3 separate regions of the Homo sapiens genome follow, and regions 1 and 2 are each linked to region 3. A link is an interaction called in ENCODE POLR2A ChIA-PET data of the cell type or tissue named here. Cell type or tissue: HepG2. All regions are shown on one strand. Links, peaks and the distances in the headings refer to the core of each region. The heading gives the core; the rest is flanking DNA.

Region 1 (6,750 bases), core at 2,751-6,750, 290 kb before region 3:
CCTCTCTGCTGAGCCTAGGAACCTCTGAGCAGCAGGAAGGCCTTGGGTCTAGAGCCTAGAAATGGACCCCCACGTCCACCTGCCCAGCCTAGACCCCCAGCATTGAAGGGTGGTCAGACTTCCTGTGAGAGGAAGCCACTAAGCGGGATGGACACCATCGCCCACTCCACCCGGCCCTGCCCAGCCCTGCCCAGTCCAGCCCAGTCCAGCCCAGCCCTGCCCTTCCCAGCCCTGCCCAGCCCAGCTCATCCCTGCCCTACCCAGCCCAGCCCTGTCCTGCCCTGCCCAGCCCAGCCCAGCCCAGCCCTGCCCTGCCCTGCCCTGCCCTTCCCAGCCCTGACCTTCCCAGCCCTGCCCAGCCCAGCTCATCCCTGCCCTACCCAGCTCAGCCCTGCCCTGCCCTGCCCAGCCCTGCCCAGCCCAGCCCTGCCCTGCCCTGCCCAGCTCAGCCCTGCCCACCCCAGCCCAGCCCAGCCCAGCATGCCTTCTCTGGCTGGAGAGCACAGGCTTGACCTTAGAAAGAGGCTGGCAACGAGGGCTGAGGCCACCAGGCCACTGGGTGCTCACGGGTCAGACAAGCCCAGAGCCTGCTCCCCTGCCACGGGTCGGGGCTGTCACCGCCAGCATGCTGTGGATGTGCATGGCCTCAGGGCTGCTGGCTCCAGGCTGCCCCCGCCCTGGCTCCCGAGGCCACCCCTCTTATGCCATGAACCCTGTGCCACACCCACCTCTGAGCTGTCCCCGCTCCTGCCGCCTGCACCCCCTGAGCAGCCCCCTGTGTGTTTCATGGGAGTCTTAGCAAGGAAGGGGAGCTCTTCAATCTTGCCAGTCAGGGTGCTGTCTGCTGAGTAAGTGTCCCCGTGCTGTGCCCCAATGTCCCCATCCTTTGGCAAACAGCCATCAGCCTGTGGATCCTGCACTCCCATGCGGTGGGAGAGGGAGACCTGGGCTCACCTGAGCCTCCCCACAAGCCAGGGAGAGGGGCTGCCCAATGGCGGGAGGCCCCCATGGATCCCAAACGGCAGTTGCCCGCACTCCTACCCAGGAACTTTGTCTGTGATGAACAGTAAGGAATAAGGAAGCGGGTGAGAAAGAAGGAAGGAAAGGCGGTGGGGGGCATGGCGGGGGGCGGGGAGGGTGTTTGGAAAGTTCCAGAAAAGAGTCACTTCACCAGAAAGGCCACAAGCTCCCCGTGCCCCCAGCCCCTGCTCGGCTCCGAGGTGAAGGACTTGGAGCGTCGACGCTGGCGTGGGGACCAGCTGTTCTCCTTGAGTTTGTTTCCTTCAGTTCCTTCCGGGCCTCACCCTCCTCTTCCTGCCACACACACACTTTTTTCCTTTTTAAATTGTTTTATTTGGGGCCAGGTGTGGTGGCTCACACCTGTAATCTCAGTATTTTAGAAGGCCAAGGTGGGCAGATTGCTTGAGTCCAGGAGTTGGAGACCAGCCTGGGCAACATAGTGAGACCCCATCTCTACCAAATATCAGCCAGGTGCGGCGGCGCGCACCTGTATTCCCAGCTATGTGGGAGACTGAGGTGAGAGGATCACGTGAGCCCAGGAGGTTGAGGCTGCAGCAAGCCATGATCATACCACTGCACTCCAGCCTGGGCAAGAGAGTGACACCCTGTCTCAAAAAAAAAAAAAAGTAGAAAAATTTATTTTAAAAAATTGTTTTAACATTTGAGTGCTGCAACTGTCCAAGGAGGAGCAGACGGCCCGTGTCAGACAGCCTGAAGCCTGACTGTCTGCGATCAACGGCCCCGTGGCCAGCTGTGTGCAGCAGTTTGGCCTGGCCTGATGCCTCTGTCCTTGGCACCAGCTCACAGCCCGTGCCCATAACAGACCTGGGGCACCGAAGGAAGGGCAGATCCAGCCCCCACCTGCCCTGGGTCTGAAGATCTCCCAGGAGGCTCCATGGGGTGCCTTGAGTGGGAGGGGCTGGCCGATAGCCTTGAGGAATTGGCACGGACATGCAGAGAGGGGCATGTCCCAAACTCGGGGCGCTGTGGCCTCCAGCTGCCAGGAGGTAGATGTGTTCTGACTTCTGGGTTCCCACCACCAGAACTGCAGGGGATATGAAGCAAGCTGGACTTGGGGAGACATCTCTGCTCGAGTGCACGTTGGCCTGATGACGACTGCTCTTGGGTTCACGGGTTCCAGGCTCTGCCCGGGAGCCTCATGCAAACTGGTCCCGTTCTACAGACGAGGAAACTGAGGCACAGAGTGATTACGGCTGTCCCTGAGCTCCTGCAGCCAGTAAGGTGATACACCAGGATGTGTTCCCAGGTTGTCCGCTGGGCTCAGTAACACAGTCTCAACTGCCCTGTGACACTGCGTGTCTGTGCTTGTGGGGAAGGTGACCAGAGGCCCCCTTTCCTCCACGCGGTGAGCCTACCAGCAAGGAGACAGTCCTCAGGTGTGAGGATGAGCCTCGTAGTAGGCACAGAGAAACAGGAGGAACCTTCTGGAAGGTGAAGCCTCCCACGGCTGGGACTCTTGGAGAAGGGCGGATCTCTGTCCACTCCTGCCCACTCCCCAGCACAGACAGAGCAAGCAGGACAGAGGGCCCAACGTCCCAGGATACTGCAGAGCTCAAAGGAGGGCAGAGAGCATCGCCCCACATGGGCGCCGGGAGAAAGGTGGGCGGGGTGCTCAGGGGCCCCTGGCCGTCCTGAAGTTTGCCTCAGAGAGGTGTGGGCTTCTCCTCCCTCCCATACACAGTGTCTCTGAGGATGAACTGCCATGTGCCCGGCGGGGATGCCGTCCCTGGCCCTTGCTGAGTGCCTCTGGGACGAGGTCAGCTGAGCCTGCCATCCTAACTCAGACACCATCTCACTCTCCAAGTCCCTTCTCGGTGAGACGGGGGGCCTTGCACCCACCTCCCAGCCCCCACACACCTGAGGGGGTCCCCGTTCCCCTACCCCGTGGCTCCACCACGCCCCACGCATCCTACCTGAGGGACAGAGGGGACTGTGAGATGCCCCCCACAGGCTGGTTTTCCTCTTTCACCCATAACAGGCCCAGCAAATTCTCACCTCCAGAGGCCAGGTCTGCCCCGCAGGTCTTAGGAAATACAGCCCTACTTCCATCCAGCACACCAACCCAAGGAAGTGCCTCGGAGCCCTGGGGCCCGAGGGGGGCCTGGCCTTGGTCTCACGGCGGCAGCTCCACCTGGAGAGGAGTGAACTCAAGCCAGGACGCCCCGTCTCCACAGCGGAAACCGTGTTGCCGGCTGCTCCCTCCTGGGGACTCTGGGCCTGAGGTTCCTGTGGGAGTTGGGGGGATAGCTGAGTCCTATGGAGGTGCCCCTCTCCTCCCCGCCCAGTGGAGCTTGGGGTGGGGACAGGCGAAGACAGGGTGAGAAGCACGGGGCATTCCCCCTCCACACAGCGCTGAGAAAGTAAGGGAGCATCCAGAAAACGGTGCCCACTTCCGCGTCAGGCGGATATCACGGGCACCAGCTCCAGGTGACCCTAGCCCAGCCAGAGAACAAGGACCAGGTTGTGCCGCAAAGCCCGTGTCCGCTCCCTCCCGCCTGGGACCACTGTGGCGAGGGGAAGGGAGCGTGGTGGCCCTCTCCTGACTCCTGAGGCCTGAAGTCCAAGCTCCCGGCCCTCAGGCAGGCCAGGGTCTAGACACCGCTGCCCCAAACACACCCCCCAGTCCCCGCCCGCAGGCTTCCTGCAGGATCCCCCAGTGCACCTGGGGGCTGAGGAGAGTGAGCAGGGCGCAAAGAAGCTTCGTCGGGAGGGCGGTCCCCACCCGCCTTGGACCCCCGGGGATAGTGTCCTGGGGCCTGGGCTCAGATGCACCCTGGGAGGAATGGTGCGGAGGCTGTTTTTTGCTCCAAGAGGACATTGCCTCAGCAGAGGGCTGCCGAGCTGGGAGGACCCACAGTGCAAGGCCGCAGAACCCCCTAGGAAGCCTCAGAGCCTTCAGGTTCCGGGCTGAGGCTGTGGGCGTGGACCCTTGTGCAAACCCCACTGGAAGAAAAACCTTACAGCTCAGGAGGAGGAGGGGCCCCACCCGCTCCCAGAGCCCGTAAACGAGGGGTGGTGCCCACATGAGGCCTGGGGAAGGGCTGGGGCTGGGACACCCCCTCACCACCCCCAGATACCCCAGGCAGCCCCTCCCTCCACAGAGAGACCCACTGGGCCTGACCCTGCCCTGGGCACAGGGTCGAGCCAGGGACGGCCCGTGGGAGAAAGACGGCTTCATGGGCCGCTGGCCGGGCCAGGTGCGTCCTTCCCCAGTTCTAGGTGGCAAATGGGGTGGGGCCAGAGCCTTCTGGCTAGGGAAGACACTGGCCTGGTTGGTGTGGCAGGGGCAGCGAAGGAGGGTCAAAGGCCACTCTGGCCTGGAAGAGTCCCCAGCCACCTGGACGGGGGTAGCCAGGCCTGGTCCCTGCCCCCACTCTCCAAGGGGTCGGGGCAGCCGGGCAGAGCCAGTAAGTGTTTGTTTTCAGATGACATTTGTAAAGAAAAACAGCCTCCCACACTGCTTGACCCTGTGTCTGGAATGTGGGGAGGCAAACAGCTGTGCCCTTCCCAGACCCTGCACAGCCCCTGGTGGGGGCAGGGCCCTGGTGGGAGCAGGGCCCAGAGGTACAGCCTGGGGAGGCACCGGCCATTGTGGTTGGAGCGCGGCAGCCAGGCTCTGGGCTCTGTTCCGGGCCTCACTGTGTCCCCAGTGGGGTGCCGCCACCACCCCCCCAGCCTGGGCCCCGCCGGTCAGACACCCGCAGGGACAGCTTGTCTTGGCTAGCTGGCTACAGCACCTCGCTGGAGTCCAGCAGACACGCGCTCCCGTGCGCACGCTGCGCCCCAGGCCAGCCCTAACGCCGCTGCTCGGGTCAGGCCCCCCGCCTGCCGTGGGCTGCTGGCTGCCTTGGCCCGCCCCAGCTCTCTCCGCGCCCCTGCCTCCAGGGAGCCCTCCTCGAGGACTCCAGCCACCCAAGCTCAGCAGGGCCAGCCCGAGCCCCTGCCCCACACAGCCTGTGTGGAGGGTCCTCAGCCCCCTGATCCCCCAGACCCTCCCGGCAGAGGCTGGGTCCCTGGGGCTTGGGGAAAGCCGGCTCCATGGCCCCTGGCCTGGATGATTTCCCAGAGGCCGGTCCCCTGCCAAGTGCCTGGTGACCCTTGTTCCTACCTGGCTGCCCATGGTCCTTTGTGCGACCCCCGCCCACAGCCCAGGAGCTGGGCAGGAGACTCTGATTGGGTGGCAGCAGAGCCATCCTAGGGCTGCCCCTGACCCTGGCCCTGACCCTGCCCTGGAGCCTCGTTTCCAAATCTTGCCTCATGCTTTCGCCAGACCCCTGTGGCCCCTTCCCGACCCTGGAGTGCCCCTGGGGCTTCCTGGAAAGGGCCTCTCCTTTGCTCACAGTTGGGTGCCGAACTTCACCAGCATTGACCACCCGAAGGCGCAGGGACACCCCCGCAGTCCCTCTCCTGGGGGTCCCATCACCAACTCCCCATGGGCGGGATATCAGAAGAATTCTCTGCGCAGGTGCTCCGCCCCTTCAGGCACAGGGGAGGGCGGCTCAGGGGCCAACGGCAGACGTTGGTGCCTGCCCCTGCAGCGGGGTGCCCCATGCTGAGACAGCACACACGGGGGACACTCCGGGCCTCGGTCCACCCTCCATGTGGCAAATGAGGTGCTTGGCGGGGCTTCTTAACTCTTCACCCTGGGCTCCCCACGGGTCCCTTCCCTTCCCCTTGGGGGCCCCGGCCCCAGGTCCCCAAGGCCTAGACCTGCCTCTGCCACCCTCAGAGCAAGGATGCGCTGCAGAGGGAGAGGGGCTGCAGCTCGGCCCCAGAGCTCCGGCTTCCTGTCTCCCAGACCACAAATCACTAAAGGCCGTGGGTCCTGGGACATTGAAGGCCCAGGAAGCTCCTTGTGTTGAGTTAAACATAGTGGAGCAGAGGCATGGAGCTGGCATTTCCCACGCTTACGACCACTCTGCTACGGGCTGGGGTGGGGCTGGGAATCAGCTTCCCCTGCGCCCCGCCATCCCTTGTCCAGAGGGACCCGTGGGAAGGCCAGGTTGAAGAGTTAAGAAGCCCCGCCGAGCACCTCATTTGCCACACGGAGGGCGGACCGAGGCCCGGAGTGTCCCTCTTGCGCACTGTCTCAGCATGGGGCACCCCGCTGCAGGGGCAGGCACCAACGTCTGCTGCTGGCCCCTGAGCCACCCTCCCCTGTGCCTGAAGGCCCAGCACTTCCAGGGCTGCCCGAGCTGAGGACCTGTGCAGAGAACTCTTCTACACCCCACAGAGGAGGCTGAGGGGTCGAGGCGGCTGCGGGAGCCCCAGGGGGCCACCACACAGCCATGCCTGCCCCTCTCCTCGGTGGGTGTAGAAAGCTCTTAAATGGTGGAAAAACAAGGGCATGGCCACATTGCACAGGCACAGAAGGTTCCAGAAGGAGTGAAACAATGGCATGGAGGGAGCAGAGCCTGGGCCGGTGGGGGCACAGGGATGAGGCCAGTGAAGGCCACGGGTTGGGGGGTGCCCTGAAGCCAACGACCCCATCCTTATCGCCTGTGTCTCTCTGCACACAGCGTCTCGTCTGCAAAGTTAGCTGAGCAAACGCCAGGAGCCAAGGGTCGAGGCAACGATATCCGTGGGGCCACTCCACACCCCCTCTGCCTGCCCCATCAAGACCTGCTTTCCTGGTTGAAATCCAACTCACGATTTGCCCCCGGGGGCCCAGCAGCCCTACCCAATGGAGCAGCTGCACCCACATTGCCC
Region 2 (9,811 bases), core at 3,025-7,024, 71 kb before region 3:
GCCAGCAGGGTCCCACCCTGCCTGGTGGGTCAGTCCCTCGGGGACCCTGAACACCCAGGCATTCATCCCACACATAATTACTGGGCACCTACCACGTGCCGGGCTCTGCTCCAGGAGCTGGGAAGCTGAGCGGGCCCAGGCAGAATGCCCCCTCTGTAATAAACAGAATAACAGATGGTATCTGCGGTGGGGTGGGGCCTCTTCACCCTTGGGGCCCCGAGAGGGTCCTTGCTCAACAGTGCCCCGTTGTCTCAGGGGATGGTCCAAGGCTCTTAGCCTGGCTAGCACCGGCCCACACACCCCACAGCTCGCTGCCACGTTGTGCTTCTGGCCCCACTGGCCATCCGCACTACCCACTGGCTCGCAGCCTCACCGGCTCACCGGGACCTCTGGGTGGAGTGTCGGCCACGCTCTGTGGGCATGCGTCCTCACAGGTGCGTATCTCAGTATCCTGGACACCAAATGCTTCGTCCACCACTGGACCTGGGGACCGAGCAGGGTGGCTCAGGGGACACTAGCTGGGACCATCTTTCACCCCTTGCTGGAGTCCAGTCCCCCAGGGTCGGCTGACATCTCCAAGATCCCAGCCCACTGGAAAGCACGTGATAACCCCAGGTGCCAGGTCCAGGCTGGCCGTGGGCCCCCAACAGCTGGGCGGATTCTGAGGGCAAGGTGTGGACCCCCAGCAGCTGGGCAGATTCTGAGGGCAAGGGTGTCTGTCTGCTCGGGCTTCTGTGTTCAGGCTTAGAACCCCCTCAGATGAAGGGCTCTAAATGGGCGGGAAGGTGGGGCTGAGGGGGCAGCCACTCATTTGTGGCCATCAGGCAGATCCAGCTTCGGGGAGGTTCCGCAAGGGCCAAGGTCCTGATATATTTGGTTACAGAAAAGGTGGGAATTCCAATCCCGCCCGCCGAGAACCACAGAACCTCACTGCCTCTGTAAAGCGGGGTTGGGCCCATCTACCTCGCAGGGAGCTGGGAGGAGAAAACGCACCCTGGGTGAGAGCATGGGGAAGCATCCTTCATTTGGGTCCAAGCTCAGATGCCACCTTCTTGGAGGGACCTTCCTGCGGAGGTCGCTGTTGAGCACATCCCCTGGCTCCATTTCCTGTGTGACTTGGACCTGCCTTAAATGATTTGTCCCAATATCCCTTTCCTACTTACAGCGACCGCACCTCCCGCCTGGCTGTGTGCTCCAGAGCATCTGGGGAATGACCGGGCCCTCCCCTCCAACAGGCCTAATTCAGTCCCCCATGCCAGGCAGGACCAGGGCACACGAGAATGGTGAAGTCCTGGGGCAACTGTCACCATGGCCTCTGCAGGCTCAGTGTCGGGAGACCCAGTTTCTGACCTGGATACACTGCTCACCTTTGAGGTCGGGGCCTAGAGGGACGGTGCCACGTTGGAGACAGGCCTCCAGGGACAGTGCCACGTTGAAGACGGGGTTCCAGGGACGGTGCCACGTTAGAGATGGGGTTCCAGGGACAGTGCCACGTTGAAGACGGGGTTCCAGGGACGGTGCCACGTTGGAGATGGGGTTCCAGGGATGGTGCCACATTGGAGATGGGCAAGTCTGGGCTAAGGGAGGAGGGCCCAGGGTGGCCAGGGCAGGGCCCAGTGAGGTGCTGCTCTGAGGAGGTGGAGAGTGGGCGCTTGGGCAGGGGACACTTGGAGAGTAAGGATGAGGTCCATCTGGGTACCCTGGGTATAGGGAGTGTTGTTGAAAAAAAGCCAAACACTATAAAATATTTGAAGATATTTATTCTGAGCAAATGTGAGGACTATGACCTGTGAAACCACCTCAGCAGGTCCTGAGAATATGTGAGCAAGGTGGCTGGGTAACAGCTTGGCTTTATACTTTTTTTTAAAATTTTCAGGTCTTTTCTGTAGAGACAGGGTCTCACCATGTTGCCCAGGCTGATCTCAAGCTCTTCAGCTCAAGCAATGCTCCCACCTTGGCCTCCGAGTATGCTGGGATTATAGGCAACAGTCACCATGCCCGGCCTGGTTTTACGGATTTTACAGAGACAGATGTTACAGGCCAAAACCATAAATCAACATATGTAAGATATACATTGGTTCAGCCTAGAAACAGGGTTGGCAGGGGCAGCTTCCAGGTCATAGGGGATTCAAAGATTTCCTGATTGGCAAGTGGTTGAAAGAGTTATGTTTTGCCTAAAGAGTTAAAGTGGGATTACTCACGCCTGTAATCCCAGCACTTTGGAAGGCTGAGGCAGGCAGATCACCTGAGGTCAGGAGTTCGAGACCAGCCTGGCCAACATGGTGAAACACCATCTCTACTAAAAATACAAAACATATATACACATATACATGTATATATATATACACATATACATGTATATATATACACATATACATGTATATATATACACATATACATGTATATATATACACATATACATGTATATATATACACATATACATGTATATATATACACATATATACACATATACATGTATATATACACATATATACACATATACATATATGTATATACATATATAGTGTATATATATACGTATATATATGTGTATATATACACTATATATGTGTGTGTGTGTATATATATATATACATACGTGTGTGTATATATACATATTAGCCAGGCGTGGTAGCACGCGCCTGTAATCCCAGCTACTTAGGAGGCTGAGGCAGGAGAATCGCTTGAACCCAGGAGGTAGAGGTTGCAGTGAGCCGAGATCATGCCACTGCACTCCAGCCTGGGCCACAGAGCGAGATTCTGTCTCAAAAAAAAAAAAAAAAAAAAAAGAGTTGACGTGAGTGGACAAAAGGTGCCCGACCTCCTAAGGGAAGGAGCTTCTCTAGAAAACGCGAATTTCGCCCCCTCAAGAGACAGCTGTGCAGTGCCATATCAAAACATGTGAAAGGAATGTATTTTAGGGTGGAATACTTTGCCTGCCTTCGGGCCTGCTGTCTGCCACGTGAGGCTGTGCCAGTGTGAGGCTGGAATTTGGGATCTGGAGGCTAGAGCCATCGGTGAGGCCTGAGTCTCTAAGCACAGCGCCCAGAGGGAGAGGGCGGAGCGGGTCCGACCCCCTTTGCGGCAGGGCCTGAGCTGGTTTTCCAGGTTTCTCTGGAAGCCCTGTAGAGGAGCGGAGGGTCCATTCGGTGGGCTGGGGACTTTGAATTTAACCTTGGTTTGCAAGAGGCTTCCAGAGAGGATGTCTGGGAGCGTCTCGGAGGGGGACGAGGGGGCGCCGGGAGGAGCAGGTGCAGGAGCCCACGGCGCAGCGCCCCGCGCAGGCCTGGACGCGGGGACGGCCGCGGCGGCCGGGACAGGGGTCACCCCGCGGGGCCCTCCAGGGTGGGCCGCCCCACGACCCCAGGCCAGGCCGAAACGGGAATCCTCCAGACCCCAGAAGCTGGGCCGGGCTGACCCCGCGGGCGCGAGCGGCGGGAACTGTAGGCGCGGCAGGCGCACCACCACCCCGCCCCCCGCCCGGGCGCTGTGCGCGTGCGCCGAGGTTGCCCCGCCCAGGCCAGGCCCCGCTCCGCCCCGCCCCGCGCACGCCGGCCGCGCCCACGTGACCGGTCCGGGTGCAAACACGCGGGTCAGCTGATCCGGCCCAACTGCGGCGTCATCCCGGCTATAAGCGCACGGCCTCGGCGACCCTCTCCGACCCGGCCGCCGCCGCCATGCAGCCCTCCAGCCTTCTGCCGCTCGCCCTCTGCCTGCTGGCTGCACCCGCCTCCGCGCTCGTCAGGTGAAGCCTCAGGGGCCGGGGCTCAGGGACGGGCAGGGGTCGCGGCGCCGAGGTCCCGGGGCCTGTGGTGACTTTCGCGCTCCCCTGTGGCCCCCACGAGCCCCTTGCGCCCCCCGCGCTGGAATGCACCTGTGCCGCCCTGCGCGGCCTCCTGCACGGACCACCCGCCTACGGGGCGCCGGGCTCCGGAGGTGCAGGGGACCCGGGGCAGAGGCGCCAGATGCCTCTCCCCCATATGCCACCCTGGGTTGTACCTTGAGGACTGCAGACTGACCGCAGCCTCCCTGGAGACGGGGCGGGGCGGGGGGAGGTAGTGCTCATTCGGGGCAGGTGGAATTGGGGTCTGTACTGAGCGCCCTTGTTGCTGGAGACCTAGGTCAGGCCTCAGAGCCCCCGAGTCTGGGCGAGTCCATTTCCTTAGGGACCCCTTTACCACCTGTGAACTGGGGGCTTTAAAAGTTTGCTCCAGCGGCTCTTATCACAGGCCCTGGGCTGGGAGACCCCTCGAGACCCTAGGAGTTCCCATGTCCCTGAGAGAGGAGGAGGCATGGGGAGTGGGTCGGCTCACCCACCCCGGGCCTGGGGTTGTGCTGTAGTGAGGCCCACACGCTCCTCAGGCCGATCCCCTGTGCCAGGTGAGGCCACCGATTGGGCCTGGATGGGATGGGGCCCGGCCATGCCTGACCAGCTGGGCAGAGGAGGGCCATGCTGCAGTCTGCTTTCTTGACCCCCTCCCCAGCCCTTGCAAGGCAGCCCGCATTCCCAGGAGGGGTATGCTGACCCATCCCATTGGGCACCTGCCCCACCCTTGCTCTGGGCCTTTGTGGGAGACCTGGGATCTGCGATGGGTCCACTGCCTTTTGGCAGGTGGGTGAGGTCAGAAGGCTGCAGGGGCTGGAGCTGGCTGGGCCAGCTGGGTAGGACTGAGCCTCACCAAAGGCTGTGGGGAATGGCCCGGGGGCGGGTAGCCCCAATTAAAGTCGTTGTGGGGGAGTAGCCACAAGCCTGAGCCTGCCTTGACCTTGCCAGCCTATCCACAGGCCTCCCCTCTCCAAGGAGGACAGACACAGCAGAGGGGAAACGATCCTGGGGCTTCTTGGAGGGAAGGGTAGCTGAATCCAAGCCCTCACCCGATTCCAGCTCTTGTGCGACTGATACTATTACACCTGCTTCCTGGTCCCTGGAGGGCGTGTCCCTCCCCCAGGACAAAACCTGGAGCTCTTCCAGCCCACCAGCTCTTAGGCAATAATCTCATCTTCCGGGATCACGCCCCTGACAAGCCAGGAAAAGCCAGCTATGACCTTGTACTCTCAAGTCCCTGGGGCAGGGAAGAGGTTTTATTTAAGTGATTAAAAGCCCAGGGGAGCTTCCTTGGAACAAGGAGTGGGTTCACACCAAGGGGAAGGCCAGTGGCCCTGGGGGAGGAGCAGGGACCCCTCTCTCTCTTACTCGCTTCCTGGGTTTAGAACTCAGGACCCCGATCTCAGTCTGGAGCTCCCTCCTGCACCCTGGCTGGCGGTGTGCTGGGTGACAGGACTCTGGAGGGGTACCCTGAGTGCAGCTGTCGGAGGAGGCAGGGCGGTGGGGGGGGCAGCACAGAAGCCTCTAAGGCCCCAGGTGCAGTCCTGGACCTCGTGGAGCCGCATGGAGTGAGGAGAGGTGCGGATGCCCAGAAACAGATGTGGGATGAGGGCACTGGGCAGCCACAGGGTCCATGTGGAGGAGGACAGGTAGTCAAGGAGGGCTTCTGGAGGTGGTGTGGAGGGCCCATCTGATGGCCAGAGGAGGCCAGGCAGAGCTGCCAGTGCCAGCCTGGAGGTGGGGCCACCTTCGTGCAGGTGTCTGGGGGTGGAGAGCAGGTGTGATGGGGGCTGGGTACAGTGGGCTGCCTCAGAGCACTTTGGGCAGGAGTGACAGGTACCCGCCAGCACCCTGAGCAGCCATGCTGGCCACCATCCTGGAAGAGACCAGCGCAGGTGCAGAGGGAGGACGGGAGACCCTTGGGGGCTTTGGAGCCTCCAGAATGGCTGAGGAGAGGAGGGTTGGGCACACTGGCCCCCAGGTTGGGTGTGTGGGGCTGAGGTGGGTGGCGGGTGACCACTTCTTAGGACTGTGGCCTGTGCAACCTGGCGGGGGGCAATGGGTTGCCATTCACTGACTTGGGGGAGCTGGGCCAGCAGTTTCCAGGTGACAGGCAGGAGTTTGGTTTTGGCTGTGGCGACTCTGAGATTCCCCAGGGGCCTCCAGGTGGATGTGCAGCATTGGCAGCGTCGGCCGGCAGGCGGGAGGGCCTCCCTGATATGCCCCGACCCGTGGTTGACAGGATCCCGCTGCACAAGTTCACGTCCATCCGCCGGACCATGTCGGAGGTTGGGGGCTCTGTGGAGGACCTGATTGCCAAAGGCCCCGTCTCAAAGTACTCCCAGGCGGTGCCAGCCGTGACCGAGGGGCCCATTCCCGAGGTGCTCAAGAACTACATGGACGTGAGTATGAGGTCTTAGCCCTGCTGCAAGCGGAGCCACTGTCAGGAGAGCTCCGTGGCAGTATGGGGAACATTCCCACCTCCTGTTCTCAGCAGCGCAGTTTGAGTGGCTCACCTGGCCACGGTGGCGTCCCGGCTCAGCCACACTCCTTTCTTCCCCATTCTGGAACCTCCTGCCACTGGCCCCTGTCATTGCAGGGTCTTGGTCCTGCTAGGGCCTGGGAGGGTGATTGGGAGTGGCCTCGGGCCTTGGTGCCAGCTCGCCTGAGGGGGCGGTCCTTGGGCCTGCCTGAGTGTGGCCGGCTGACCTGGAGCCTTTCACTGCTGTCCTGCTGGGAGGCCTGTGGTGACTCGTGGCCTCCCCAGCCCCTCCCCATCTTCTTCCTCTCGCAACAGCCCCTCCTGTGCCCACTACTCCTTCAGGGGGAAGCAGGATCCAAGGTGGAGCACTCTGGAAGCCACCTAGCAAGCTGGGGCTTGGTCAGCCTGGTCCCAGCTCTATGGGGTCAGTTCGAGGCCAGGGCCTACTGTCCAGCCTCGGGGCTCTGGCCCACTGTGGGGGAGCCTTGCCCTCTGTCCTGCTTGGCCCGAGTCCTGGCTGTGACAGGAAGCCCAAGACTCACAGGCATGTGACTGGGCCAGGGGGGCCCTGGGGGGAACCAGGCGCCGTGTGCCTGGTCCCGACTGGCCAGTTCCTGATTGTCCTAGCGCGCGAGCAAGCAGATGCACGCATGCGCACACATGCACACACACACATGGAAATTTGCTGAGTGTCCCCCTGCCAGTGGTCACTTCTGTGGGGCCATGAGTCAGCAGCTGCTGCTGCTCCGTGAAGCCAGGCGGTTGGAGAAACATTGGGCTGGGCTGGTGCCAGGAATCTGGTGGCTGACGGTGGCCCAGGCTCCAATCCTGGGGGAAGCGGGCGCCCAGGCGACCCCAAACTCCAGGACCCTCTTACTCTCTGCCTCCTGAGAGGCTCGGCGGCATGGGACCCCTTGTACTTGCCTGATCCCTGAGTCAGCACCCCCACCTGCGCCTGCTATCCCTGTGTACACACGGGGAAACTGAGGCCCTGGGCCATTAAGGCAGGGTTGCTGGGCAGGCAGTGATTGTAAGGCTTACCTTCTCCCCTTGACCAGCTGAACCCCTCTGCCTGGAAGCCCTCCAAGCCTGGGGTTCACCCTGGAGGGCAGGGCAGGCACTGAGACACCCAGAATCAGACCTTGACATGGCCCCAACCTGGGGAGGAAGTCACTTCCTTTCTCAGACCTTGGACTGCGGGCCACCAGGGGAGTCTTCCAGGCCGGGCTTTCCTGCACCCGGGGCTCAGGCTGAGGGCCACGTCTGTCCCCACCCTGGCTTGACCTCTGGCCTTGTCTTTTCCGTGGGGAAGTCCTCAGCCTCACCATGTATTGAGCAGGGGTAGGTGACAGAAGCCAGGGGTCTAGAGACCCCAAGTACCCGTGGGCATTAGGACCGAGGGCTGGGGACCTGGCCCATCTTCCCTGCAGGCTGAGCAGGTGGGAGTGGGTGGCTGTTGGCAGCTGTGGGCCCCGTGATGCCCCTCCCTCCAGTATGGGCCTTGGCTCTGGGGACAGCCGGGCCTTCTGAGGCCCAGTGGGGAGATGGGGCCCCCTCTCCCATCCCTGACGGACCCTGTCCCCTGCCAGGCCCAGTACTACGGGGAGATTGGCATCGGGACGCCCCCCCAGTGCTTCACAGTCGTCTTCGACACGGGCTCCTCCAACCTGTGGGTCCCCTCCATCCACTGCAAACTGCTGGACATCGCTTGCTGTGAGTCACGAACCCTGGCCCCGTCGCCCAGGTCCTGCCCTTCCGGGATGTCGCTGCAGGGCTGCCTCAGGAATCACTTGGGCAACGCAATTCTCCTGCCTCTTGGCCCCGTGAGCCAGGCCAGCCCTCCACCCTGCTCCAGCCACTGACTTTCTGGGTGAACCACCAGCTGTGGTCTTGCTCTCAGCAGGGCTGGGGCTGGGGTGGCCACAGAGGGAGCCGGCTGTGGCTGGGAGGGAGGCCCGGGGTCACAGCCCACAGTCCCGGGGCTCTGGCATGATGGTGGGCCTCAGATCCCCTCCAAATCCCACCCTGGGGAGGCAGCTTGGGGGGTGCGGGCTCCATGGTAGATTGTAGGGGGATGGGAGGGCTAAGGCCGTGGCGTGGGCTGCGGGATGACCGGCGGGCCCCCTTGTCGCCCGGGGCAGGGATCCACCACAAGTACAACAGCGACAAGTCCAGCACCTACGTGAAGAATGGTACCTCGTTTGACATCCACTATGGCTCGGGCAGCCTCTCCGGGTACCTGAGCCAGGACACTGTGTCGGTGAGTCCCTCTGGGGCCTTTCCCAGGACTCGAGGGTGCCAGGGTGTGGGGTTCACCCACCGTGGGTATGTGGTTGAAAGGGAGGGCTCGGTGATCCCAGCCCAACCCCAGCCCTCAGGTGGCCGGGGCAGTCAGCAGGGTGAGGAGGGGTCTGGGAATGGGCCTGGTTGTGTGCAGGCTGGAGGGACAGCCTCAAACCCAGGGGGTACAGGGGCAGGGGTCCCCGGAGTCAGGCCACAATGAGTGGGAGGGAGGACAGGGCAGATCGATCGGGCTCTTTTTGGCACATTGGGTTTGAGGTGCCAGCAGGTGTTGAGGGCTGGACCTGGGGCTGCACAGGGTCCCTGCAGCAGGCCGAGGGCTTGGGGAGGCTTGGGGTTGGGAGGATGTACCAGGAACCCGCTGTGGGGGCTGCTGGCGGAGAGTCACCGGCAGGAGCCTGGGAGGGCAAGGGAGGGGGAGCAGCAGTGGCTGTTGGGGGCCCCGCCTGCATCCACCATCCTCAGGGCCCTGTGCAGAGCAACTCCCTGCCCTAGGAGAGGGTGAGCTGGCCCTTGTCACCCTGCCTGGGCCTCAGTGAGTTCTCACCTCGGAGCTGTCTGCTGGGGGTGGACCAGGCCACAAGGGGTTCAGGAGTTACGGGATGGTGACACAGCCCCCAGCTCTGGAGCGGGCCAGGAGGGCAGCAGAGCCCCCCTGCAGGCCCAGGGACCCGGGAAGAGGGCCCCTTCCTCCAGCTGAAGCTGCTCCTAACAGTTCCCTGCTGGGCTGGAGTCCAGTCTGTACTGGGGGCTCCTCAGAGCCCTCCTGTCTGGACCCTGCTCAGCCTGAACAGGAAATTGCCCCGTCTGCCCTCTTCCGCCCTCTTCTGCCCCCTCCGCCCCGTGTCAGCCTCAAGCTGTCGTTCCCTTCCCACATCCTGCTCTGGCCGTGTTCTCTCTCTGCAGCCTCATCCAGGGCTGGGGGAGGGGACAGGCAGAGAAGGGGAAGGGGGCAGTATGGCTGTGAGCTTGGGATGGGGTCGGCAGGTTCCCCATCTCTCGGGCTCCTGGCCCAGGCTGTGTCTTGTTCCCAGCGCTGAGGGCAGGAGCAGGACCTGCCTGTCATTGGTGGTGGGAGTAAGAGGTCGGAGCAGGGAGCGGAGCAAGGGGCCTGCCCGTCTGTGCTCCTGCCTGGTTCCCATCTCGTGTAAACCGAGCCCTGATGACTTCCACGAAGAGGGCCCCGCCATACCCCGTGTCC
Region 3 (9,811 bases), core at 2,229-6,228:
CAGGTCTCAGGATACCTGGGATCCTGCTGTCTTGGTTGGAAAGAGGGGGCCTGAGTGCAGACCCAGGAATCGTGACCCTGCAGAGTCATTTCCCTGGAGCTGGATGACTCCAGGCTCAGTGGTTTAGGGCTTAGAGATGCTGTCAGTCAGCACACTGTGAGGCACCAAGGGCATAGTCCAATGAACCGGCAGAGTTGGAGAAACAAAGGAGGTGGCAGCTCAGGAGCCCCCCACCTTTGGGCTTTGCTGACAGAGGAGGACACAGGGATAGAAACTCTGAGAAAGCCAAAGCTGTGGGAGGGTCCCAGTGCCCCACCCCACACACAGGACAATGGCCGCCCACAGACCACGGGGCCTGTGGCTTGTATGCCCAGTCAGGTGACGACGCCATTCAGAAACTAGATCTCATAGGGTGCCCAGCTGCTGAATCTCAGGCCAGGTCTGCAGTGAGTGCAGTGCCCCAGGCCTGGAACACTCTGATACCATAGGGACCCAATGCTGAGTGCACCCAGGAGCTGTGGGTCTGAAACAGTGGTCAGAGGTCACCGACATGTGGAGGAGGCCCCTAGAGTGTGGGAGACAGAACCCCCAGGTGTCAGTCTTGGCCGAAGGCTTTGCAGGACTGAGCAGGTGGGGAAGAAGGGCAGGGAGCAGGGCTGCCATAGGAGAGACCTGTCCTTGGATGTGGGTCTCCAGAGCAGGGCAGGGCAGAGCACCGGCGTGGAGGTGTTTTGTGCATATGCTGGATACCTGGCAACTATGGCAGCGTGGGCTCAGGACGGGCTCCCGAATTTTCAGGGTCCAAAGCAACGTGACAGCGCAGGCCCCTTGTCCGAGCATGGCAAAGGAATTCAAGACCATCAGAGCCTCACGCTGAGCAGGGTCCTTCTCACTTGCATGGCCCCTGCATCTCCAATCCCCACTGCATCCCGTGCGCCCGGATATCTTCGGGAATTAGTGCATTCTTGTGAAACACGGGGTTTTATTTTGAGGCGCGTTTTCAATTCTGCAACGGGGGTGTGCACGGCCTTGCTCTACCGGTCACCCTCCTGCTTCAGCTCTGGGTCTGAAGGTGGCTCCACGTGGCTCCGGGGTCACTACATCCACACCCAGGGACCCCCACCTCGGCCGCTTCCAAGCTCTGCCCCGCCGTGTGCCTCGAGGACAATCGCCTGGGGACAGACCCGCCCGCCGCCCCACCAGTCGTGTGACATCAGGCAGTCCACAGCCTCCCTGGCCCTCAGTATCTTCATCTACACAACGAGAGGAGCATTGACCACTTTGCAGAGCTGCTTTGGAGGCCAGAGGTCATGAAATGAAGTTGCCGGCCTCCGCTGACCCACGGTTGTCGTTTTAGCTCTCCGCTTCCTGACCCGGGGTTCTCGGTCTCCCCTTTAGTCTCTCTTCCTCCCCAAAGCGCAGTGCCTCCTCCCCCGGGCCAGTAGGGCCCAAGGCTGCAGGGATGCGGCTGGAGGAGCGCAGCGGGAGGGGTCAGAGCTGCCCGCGGCAGAAGCGCAGATGAGCAGTCCTTGAGCGCCCCCTGGGGGCCGTGAGCTCCGAGCCTGTGGCCGAGGGCGGGGAGGCGCCTGCTGGGCTCTGCAGAGGTCACAGGCAGGGACTTGGGGGTTCCTAGGGGCCCCGGCACAGGCTGGCACGGAGGAGGAGGCATCGCCCGGCCCCCCCTCGGGGCTGTAGCTCAGAGCAGCCCTGGTGCCATGACCACCCCCCAACCCCTGGCCCAAGCGGGCAGAGCCCTCGGTGTGGGGAGACCTTCCCTTCTGCCCCTTTCTCCTGCGTGTTGACCTCACAGAACAGGAAGGGGGCCAGCAGGAACATGGCAGGGGGCGTGACAAGGGCAAGGCCCTGGGGTCGGCTCGCCTGCTCCTTGCCCTGTGCCAGCCGACCTGGGCCTCCCTGTCTCCGCCACATCCCTCGCCTGTCTCGACCACGGCCTCCGTCCCCAGGCACTGGCCCCTGGTCCCCAGGCTCTAGGTGGTGGCAACCCCTCGCTCGGGGCCACTGGGGGCAAAGAGGGGGGGCAGCTCCTGCCTCTGCTGTCTCTGGGTAGACTCCCTTTCTGTCCCCACGGTAGCAGCTCTGGTTTTCTCTGCACCTGAGTCCCTGTCCCCATCCCCCAGAAGGTTCCTGTGTCCGGGGAAGGGTCCTTCGTCCCTTGCGACTTTCTCCAAGTTGCTATATATGCACTCCGAGTCTCCTTTTCTGACCTGTAAAATTGTGATGGGAATAACAGGGCCGTCGCCATTCCTGGGGAAACGAGACTGCAGGTCCTGCGGCCCGGGCTGGCCGAGAAGCGCCACCTGGTGGCAGGAGGGCCCCGCGGGGCGGCCGGCGAGTGGGAAGCAAAGGCTCCTCGCAAGACCACTCCCCTAGCCCCGGGGTCGGCAGCTCTCCAGGGGCCATGTCCCCGGCTGGTTCGGCGCCCAGGGACAGCACCCCAGACCAACTTGCGCATTCCTTCCAATCACAATGACTTTGATGCTTTTGAAAAAACAAAAATTAAATTAAAAAATAAAATAACACATCCTTTAAGTTTTGTATCTGTGGGCTCCTCTTTCTGGGACTCAGGGCGAGTGCCTAGCCCGCCCGTGCACACCGTCAGAGCAGCGCAGCCAGACCCCAGCCTCTGCTCAGCCAGGGTCTCTAGGGAAGGTGCCTGCAACCAAGCCCTCGTTTCTAGTTTGTAATGCACGGCTTCTATTTTGTGGCATGCACTGATGCTGGTTTAGAACGGCTCCCACCCTTCCCTGTCTTCGTAGCAGGTAGTGAGTAGCTGTGACCCTCTGAGAACAGGACAGGGGCTCACCCCTCCAAGCCATCTCCTTCCTGCTCCTCAGCCCTGGAGAGTGGAAGTGGGTGCGTGGGAAAGTTGAAGGCTTCATGCTCAGGGCTGGCATGGCCAGGGGCACCGAAGGAGGTCGGGGGAGGAGGGACATTCGAGAGCCGGGCTCTCAGAACCTGGGTGTCTGTGGCTTCCTGGGGATGCAGGGATGGATGGAGTTGTGCCTGGCCAAAATCTCACCCTGCACCGTCACTCCAGCCCCTGCCCCTCCCCGGGGTGAGAGGCGGCCTCTGGCTTCCCACCTGCCCACAGGGCCTTGCCTGCCTGGGGCCCAGCAGGTGGTTCAGCTTAGCTCCATGACTAATTTCCCTCCGCCTTCACCTGAACACACAGGTGCACCCCGAATCTGCTCCCACACCCCCTCCTCCAGCAGCTTAGGGTCGAGGACCAGAACCAGTTTTCAATGCATTTAATGACCTCTGAGGAAGTCCCCTTAGAAGATTGCGGCAGCAACCGGGGATGGGAAGGGGCTGTTTCCAAATGAGGTGAACCTGGGGAGGTTGCCTGAGCCTCTGGGCCTCAGCCTCTGTTTTCTGGCAGGCAGAATGGAATGAGCATTCCCTTTTCTCCTGGGCCACTGGGAGACTTTGCCATTGTGAAGGCAAAACGCCTGGCAACAAGTGGGTCTTCTGTGACCATGGCTCTCGCCGTAGGCTTACAGCAGCAGCCGCTGCTTCCTGGGCCTCTGTCCCTCTGTGAAGGTCCCCGGTCTCTCAGACAGAATCTTCTGTCTGGGTCAGGGTCTGGCCACACTGTCCCTGAGCTCTCCTTCCAGGCATCCCAGCTGGGGGCAGAAGTGAACCCACAGAAACCCCCATCCACCCCGGACATTGAGGCTGCCCCTGGGAGCTGGCAGATCCTGAACTCTAATAAGGCCTGTCCTAGGCGTGGAGCTGGCTGGTAGCTTGAGGGTTTCAAGCCCTCTGGATCCCACCTACACAGGGATTCCCTGGAAACACCCGTCCCTCCTACTCCACACCCCAACCTGACCTCCTGAGGCAGTGGCTGCAGGGGCCCTGGGGGTTCAGCCCCAGCAGTGAGATGGGCCATGGGGCTCTGGAGCCCTGGGTCGTGTGGGGCTCAGGCCTCAGGGCAGATACCCTGGCCCTGGCCTTGGCAACAGCGCCCCTCTTGTTCCCTGGGGCATTGCTCTGCTGCTCGTCTCCTTTTTGCAGCCACCATTTATGTAGCGCCGACTATGTGCAGAGTCTGGGAAGGTGACACAGAGAAGAATAAGAAGAGGGAGTGGTCCTGCCCCAGGGGTGCGGGGCCAGCTGTGAGGCGTTGCAAAGCGCGAGGAGGGGTCCGCGGCTGGTCCGGGGGCCCATGCCTGCGCTTGGGGGACGTGCTGGACAGGGCACGTGGAACCAGGCCAGAGCTGACTTTGTTCTGGGAATGGGAAGAGTTTGTTATTTAGCTTGTTCCTTTCATCTATTTGCATTGCAGAAGTAATCCTTAAATCCAGCCCTTATCTAATCACTAGAAGAGTTACAGAGACAACCAAAGTGCTCTTTGATCCTTCCCCACATCCCAGTCATCTGGGAGCACCCAGGGAGTCACATGGGAAGGGCTGGGATCAGATCTGAGGGTCTAGCAGGGTGTGTCCCAGGGCAGAGCCCTTGCCAGGGGTGAGCAGTGTCCGGGGAGGGAAGGGCCCCAGGGACAGAGCACAGCTGGGCCCTGAGAAGCCTGGGAGGCTGAGGTGGGCAACATGGAGCTGGCTGGCTTCTGAGCAGCCCAGTACCTACCAGGCCCACCCACCCTCAGCCACTGCCAGGAAAACCTGCTCAGGCCCCACTCAGAGCCACTGTGGAAGTGGGAGCTCCACCAAACCTGAGCCCCCAAAGGTGTTTCTCCAGGATCCCCTGCCAGCCCCACCTCCCACAGCCTGAGCACAGACCCCGGGATGCCCCACAGGACCACCTGCTCCCACACAGCCCCGTCACATTCCCCACAGCCCTGTCGCACTCCCCACAGCCCTGTCACACTCCCCACAGCCCTGTTGCACTCCCCACAGACGTGTCAAAACTCCCCACAGCTCTGTCACACTCGCCACAGACCTGTTGCACTCCCCACAGCTCTGTCACACTCGCCACAGACCTGTCGCACTTCCCACAGCCCTGTCACACTCCCCACAGCCCTGTCACACTCCCCACAGCCCTGTCGCACTCCCCACATCCCTGTCACACTCCGCACAGCCCTGTCACACTCCGCACAGCCCTGTCAAAACTCCCCATGGCCCTTTCAAAACTCCCCACAGCCCTGTCGCACTCCCCACAGCCCTGTCACACTCGCCACAGACCTGTCGCACTCCCCACAGCCCTGTCCCACTCCCCACGGCCCTGTCAAACTCCCCATGGCCCTGTCACACTCCCCACGGCCCTGTCCCATTCCCCACGGCCCTGTCCCACTCCCCACGGCCTTGTCCCACTCCCCACGGCTCTGTCACACTCCCCACGGCCCTGTCAAACTCCCCAAGGCCCTGTCACACTCCCCACAGCCCTGTCACACTCCCCAAGGCCTTGTCACACTCCCCACGGCCCTGTCGCACTCCCCACATCCCGTGGCATCTGGCTGTACATGGAAGTGAGGAAGCTGCTGTCTCCCCCAAAGAACATTGCTCCCAGCCAGGGCTCAGCCCTGTGGGGCAGGACTCAGAGGCTCCTGGTTCAGAGACCAAGGCCCTTGTCACTTGCAGCGTGAACAGCAGGGAACTTTGCCCCCGAGTCCCACAACAGAGGTGGGGACCTTGTCACGGTGGGCCCAGGTGACAACACAGGGCCAGCGATTCTTCACCCGGCAGCAAACACTGCGGCAGACGACAAACATTGCAGCCCTTGGCAAACAAAAAGCACGCAGCAAACAGCGTGGTCAGCGAAAAGACCCTCCCCTCCCCGGGGATCAGACAGTGCAAGGCCATCCCCGGGATGACCTGCACCCACCCGGCTGCCTGTGTGACCAGCCACAGAACCCACTCTGCATTAGCACCCACGGCCGGGACAGGCAGGGAGCTGCGCCCGTGGCTTCCTGCATCTGCCGACACCACCCGAGGCTGCCAGGCCACAACATGAAGTCAGCTGTGCCAGGAAATCCCAAGCCTCACCCACACCTGGCCCCGGGCTGTCGCTGCATGCCAAGGGGTTGTGGGACCTCGCAGGCCTGCAGGCAGCATGGGTGGGCGCTGGGCTGGGGTCCGAGTGTGCCCCTACTCTAGGGCATGGCCGGTGGGCAGGGACAGGGGAAAGGGAAGGAGCAGGATGCCCACCTGGCTGTGGCTGTCTTACCCCATGGAATCCAGGCTCCAACTGACCTCACCATTCTGTGGGTTAATTTTCATTCTTAAAACCTTCATCTAAAGACCTTTGCTTCCTGGAATACAGGCCTGGGTTTTCCCAACAGTCGTGGGCACCCGGCCTGGCACGTGCTGCTCAGTGGAGGGACCTCACAGCCCGTTCTATGTGAGCCGTGCAGGAAAAGCTCCACGGACAAACTCACTCTCCGTGACAATCAGGAGGTTTCTTCTCCAACCACCAGAAGGAGCTGGGGGAGCTCATGAGGCCAGGAAGAGAACAGTCCTAATCCCATCCTTCCCCTCCTCAGCAGTGACCCCAGGGTCTGCTGTCCTGCCCCAACCCGCACTTCAAAGAAGGAAGGACACCTGCCTTCCCCTGCTACCTCACACCCCGAAGCATGGGGAGCATGGGGACCCTCGGCAGAGTCCTTTTGTAGTGAAGAATAACAGACTAGTGTAAAATAGCAGAAAAGAAGCTAATGGCCAAACACATCCAAGCTGGGGAAAACACCTGTTAAATATAATGACAGAATATGCTCTCATCAAAACCCAGGAAACTTTAAGAATACACTAAACCTCACAAAATGGGGGCGAAATACAATGATGACCACACGTATGAGAAATGGTCAATGGTAGAATTGAAAGAAATGCAAGGGAAATAAAAGGTAAGGGGTCCTTTCCGAGCAAAGTGGCAACGTCACAACAGCTCACAGTCAGGCTTGGCGGGACAAGAATGCTGGGCAGTGCTGGTTTGCAGGGAGGGGTCAACTTTTCTGGAAGCAGCCCAGCAAAGTGCCCCAGAGCCATCAATTATTCCTGTGCTTCGCAGCCACAGCCCACGAATGCAGGTGCAGCCACAGAAGCGCTGGCAGAGGGGAGGCTGAGAGTGGCGCTGGTTGAAGATTTCTCACAGGAAACAAAAGGCACAGCCTCCACGTGGCTCATGGCCATGAAAACCCTTGACTCAAACCATTCCACGTCGTGAGGAAGACGCGGGTCAGCTGCCCTAGTTGGGTGATGATGATGCTGTCAGGGAAAGCGTCGGTGCCTATGTGGGGAGAGTAGGGGAGTGAGAAACAAAAGCAAAGCGTGGTGGCTCTGTGGCTCCGGTGCCCCGGAGGCCATGGCTCACTTTTTCACAATGAACATGGGCTATTTTCATTTTTTAAAGTCTGCTAATGTTTCTAAGGAGACCATACAGAACCGAAAATTCTGAATAACCTTGTCTTCCATAAGGCAGACTTTTCATTTCTGTCATCTTTCCGGAAGGGCTGGACACAGAGACTGTGGGTCTGTGATGGAGGTGCCACCATCTCACCCCGAGTCCACGGCCCTCAGTCTCTGTGCTCCCCGAGCCGAAGGTGAGGAATCCATGCCTTATGGTTGGCGAGGGCTGCTGGGGCACCTGCCATCTCATCTGCATCCTGGGAAGCAGGAAGGAGCACAGAGGAAAACACAAGCCTGCTCTGGCCAGCTCAGTGTGCTCCTTCCAGAAACAGGTAAACACAAAATTACCCTGCGAAGCCGCCATTCCATTCCTAGGTCTATCCCCAAAAGAAATCAAAGCAGGGACTCAAATACTTGCACAGCCCTTACCACGACCTGGATGTAGTCAGTGCATCTGTTCCCAGCAAAACTCTTGTTGAAACGGGACCCCCAGTGTGGCAGCGTAGGGAGGTGGGGCCTGAGGGGAGGGAGACGTGTGGGTCGTGGGAGTGACTCCCTGGGGAGTCCGTGGTGCTGGGAGTGATTCTCCTCTTGTGATACAGGGTGAGTTCCCATGGGAATGGATTTGTTCCCATGAGTGGGGCTTGTTCTGAAGCCAAGACATCCCTGAGCTTTATCTCTCTTCCCGTGTCTGCTTCCCCTTTGACCTCCTCCAGCAGAAGCCAGGGCCATGCCATTGAACTTCTCAGCCAGCAGAACTGTGAGCTTGATGAATTACCCCATCACAGAGGTTCTTTTATGGCTACACAGAATGGACTCAGACACCCATGCTCACAGCCGTGCAGTCACAATAGCCCAAAGGTGGAAACAACCCAGCAGGTGAGGGGATCTGAAATGGGGTAGACAAACACATCGGGGTCTTACGGAGCCTGGAAAAGGAGTGTGCTCTGACGCCTGCAGCAACGCCACCAACCTTCACAGCCTCGTGCCGAGTGAAGCCAGCCAGTCACAATAGGACCAATGCTGTGACCCCACAGATGGAAGGCCCCCAGAGGAGTCAGATTCAAGAGGAAGATGGCAGAATGGTAGTCAGCAGGGCCAGTGACAGAGGCCGATGGGAGTGAGTGATTAGTCAGGACGGAGCTCCAGTTTCGCGCGATGAAAAGGTGCTGGAGCTGCATGGTGGCGACAGTGGCACAGCCACGTGCAGGTTCCCAATGCCACGGAACTGTGCACTTACCATGGGGATGGTGGGAACTCTCATGTACCCGCATTTGACCAGAGAGGAAGGAAGGAAGGGAGGGGGGAGGGAGGAGGGAGGGAGGTAGCAGAGAAGGAAGGAAGGAAGGGAAGGGGGAGGGAGGAGGCAAAGAAGGAGGGAAGAGGGAGGCAGGGAAGGGGGGAGGGAGGGAGCAGAGAAGGAAGGGAGGGAGGCAGGGAGGGAAGAAGGAAGGAAGGAAGTGAGGGAGGGAGGAAGGGAGAGAAGCAGGAAGGAAGGAAGGAAAGAAAGAAGGAAGGAAGGGAGGGAGGGAGGAGGAGGGAGGAGGAAGGGAGGGAAAGAGGGAGGGAGGGAAAGAGGGAGGGGGGGAGCAGAGAAGGAAGGAAGGAAGGGAAGGGGGAGGAAGGAGGCAGAGAAGGAGGGAGGAGGGAGGCAGGGAAGGAGGGGGAGGGAGGAGGGAGGGAGGGAGCAGAGAAGGAAGGGAGGGAGGCAGGGAGGGAAGAAGGAAGGAAGTGAGGGAGGGAAGAAGGAAGGAAGGAAGGAAGGACGGACCAGCCTGTTAGGCTGACTGACAGAGTACCCCCTGTCCTCCAATGCTGCCCACGGCAGGCATGTGGCAGTGGCTGACAGGGAGTGAGTCTGGAAGCGACCCTTGTCGGGGCAGCCTCCTTGGTCCTGTGATTCAGGACAGGGTGAAAGTCAGTGGCGGCCATTGGTGCCTCTGGCTGGGGTTCCTCACAGGGGCCCGCAAGGGGACAGCGAATGGAGCGTGGAGGGTGGAGGGCTCCTTCTCCGGACCGGAGCGATGGGTTCGGGAGCCATTCTGTGCCTGTCTTTGCTGCTGGGCTGAGGAGCTGGATGGCATGCTGGGAGTAGTGGGAGCTGCTGAGGAGTTTGGTCCTGGAGCGAAGAGGCTGAATCCGCATGTCTGGAGTCACCGTGGAGGGCACAGCTAGAGGGAGCAGCAGGGTGTCCCAGGGAGAAGACACCAGGGCTGGAATTAGAGGGACATCAAGGCTGATACTTAGAGGCATCCAATATATGGGGCCTGCCTGATGGGCTGCTCTCAGGTGGGATTTGGGGGGTGTGAGAGGGGTCAGTGCCCAAATGACCATGGGGTCCGTGGCCTGTATGCCCAGTCAGGTGACGACGCCATTCAGAAAGTAGATCTCATGGGGTGCCCGGCTGCTGAGTCTCAGGCCAGATCTGCAATGAGTGCGCTGCCCCAGGCGTGGAACACTCTGGTGCCATCGGGACCCAAGGCTGAGTGCAC

The links. Peaks named below come from ENCODE experiments on the same cell type or tissue, not always from the same donor. Only the 100,000 strongest peaks of a DNase experiment are listed, where the experiment ranks them.
Region 1: POLR2A ChIA-PET joins it to region 3 with 32 read pairs; 3 of 35 experiments call an interaction of 5 or more read pairs at or near these places.
Region 2: POLR2A ChIA-PET joins it to region 3 with 12 read pairs; 10 of 35 experiments call an interaction of 5 or more read pairs at or near these places.

What each region holds. Positions count from the first base shown.
Region 1 is chr11:1,980,955-1,987,704 of GRCh38, reverse strand. MRPL23-AS1 (MRPL23 antisense RNA 1) reads left to right here. Exons shown (of 4, transcript NR_024471.1): 2 at 2,064-2,262; 3 at 2,723-2,855; 4 at 3,020-4,496. It also overlaps a transcript of MRPL23 not described here. Among named protein-coding and RNA genes, the nearest start is that of MRPL23-AS1, 5.6 kb to the left of the region's middle. RefSeq lists enhancers at 1-815, 1-815, 3,527-4,296, 5,065-5,834. In HepG2, for the core only: no CTCF peak of the experiment used is centred there; no DNase peak of the experiment used is centred there.
Region 2 is chr11:1,757,727-1,767,537 of GRCh38, reverse strand. CTSD (cathepsin D) reads left to right here and starts at 3,611. Exons shown (of 9, transcript NM_001909.5): 1 at 3,611-3,746; 2 at 6,070-6,229; 3 at 7,899-8,022; 4 at 8,451-8,569. The coding sequence starts at 3,679. It overlaps PRADX (PRC2 and DDX5 associated lncRNA), which reads right to left and starts at 7,190. Exons shown (of 2, transcript NR_182291.1): 1 at 6,344-7,190; 2 at 5,052-6,219. RefSeq lists silencers at 3,232-3,701, 3,952-4,041. In HepG2, for the core only: no CTCF peak of the experiment used is centred there; DNase peaks (open chromatin) are centred at 3,577 and 4,997; H3K4me3 peaks cover 2,320 bases.
Region 3 is chr11:1,685,892-1,695,702 of GRCh38, reverse strand. It overlaps LINC02708 (long intergenic non-protein coding RNA 2708), which reads right to left and starts at 8,073. Exons shown (of 3, transcript NR_187232.1): 1 at 7,749-8,073; 2 at 7,374-7,638; 3 at 963-7,200. In HepG2, for the core only: CTCF peaks have their summits at 2,309 (motif pointing left) and 4,011; DNase peaks (open chromatin) are centred at 2,282, 4,362 and 5,624; H3K4me3 peaks cover 885 bases.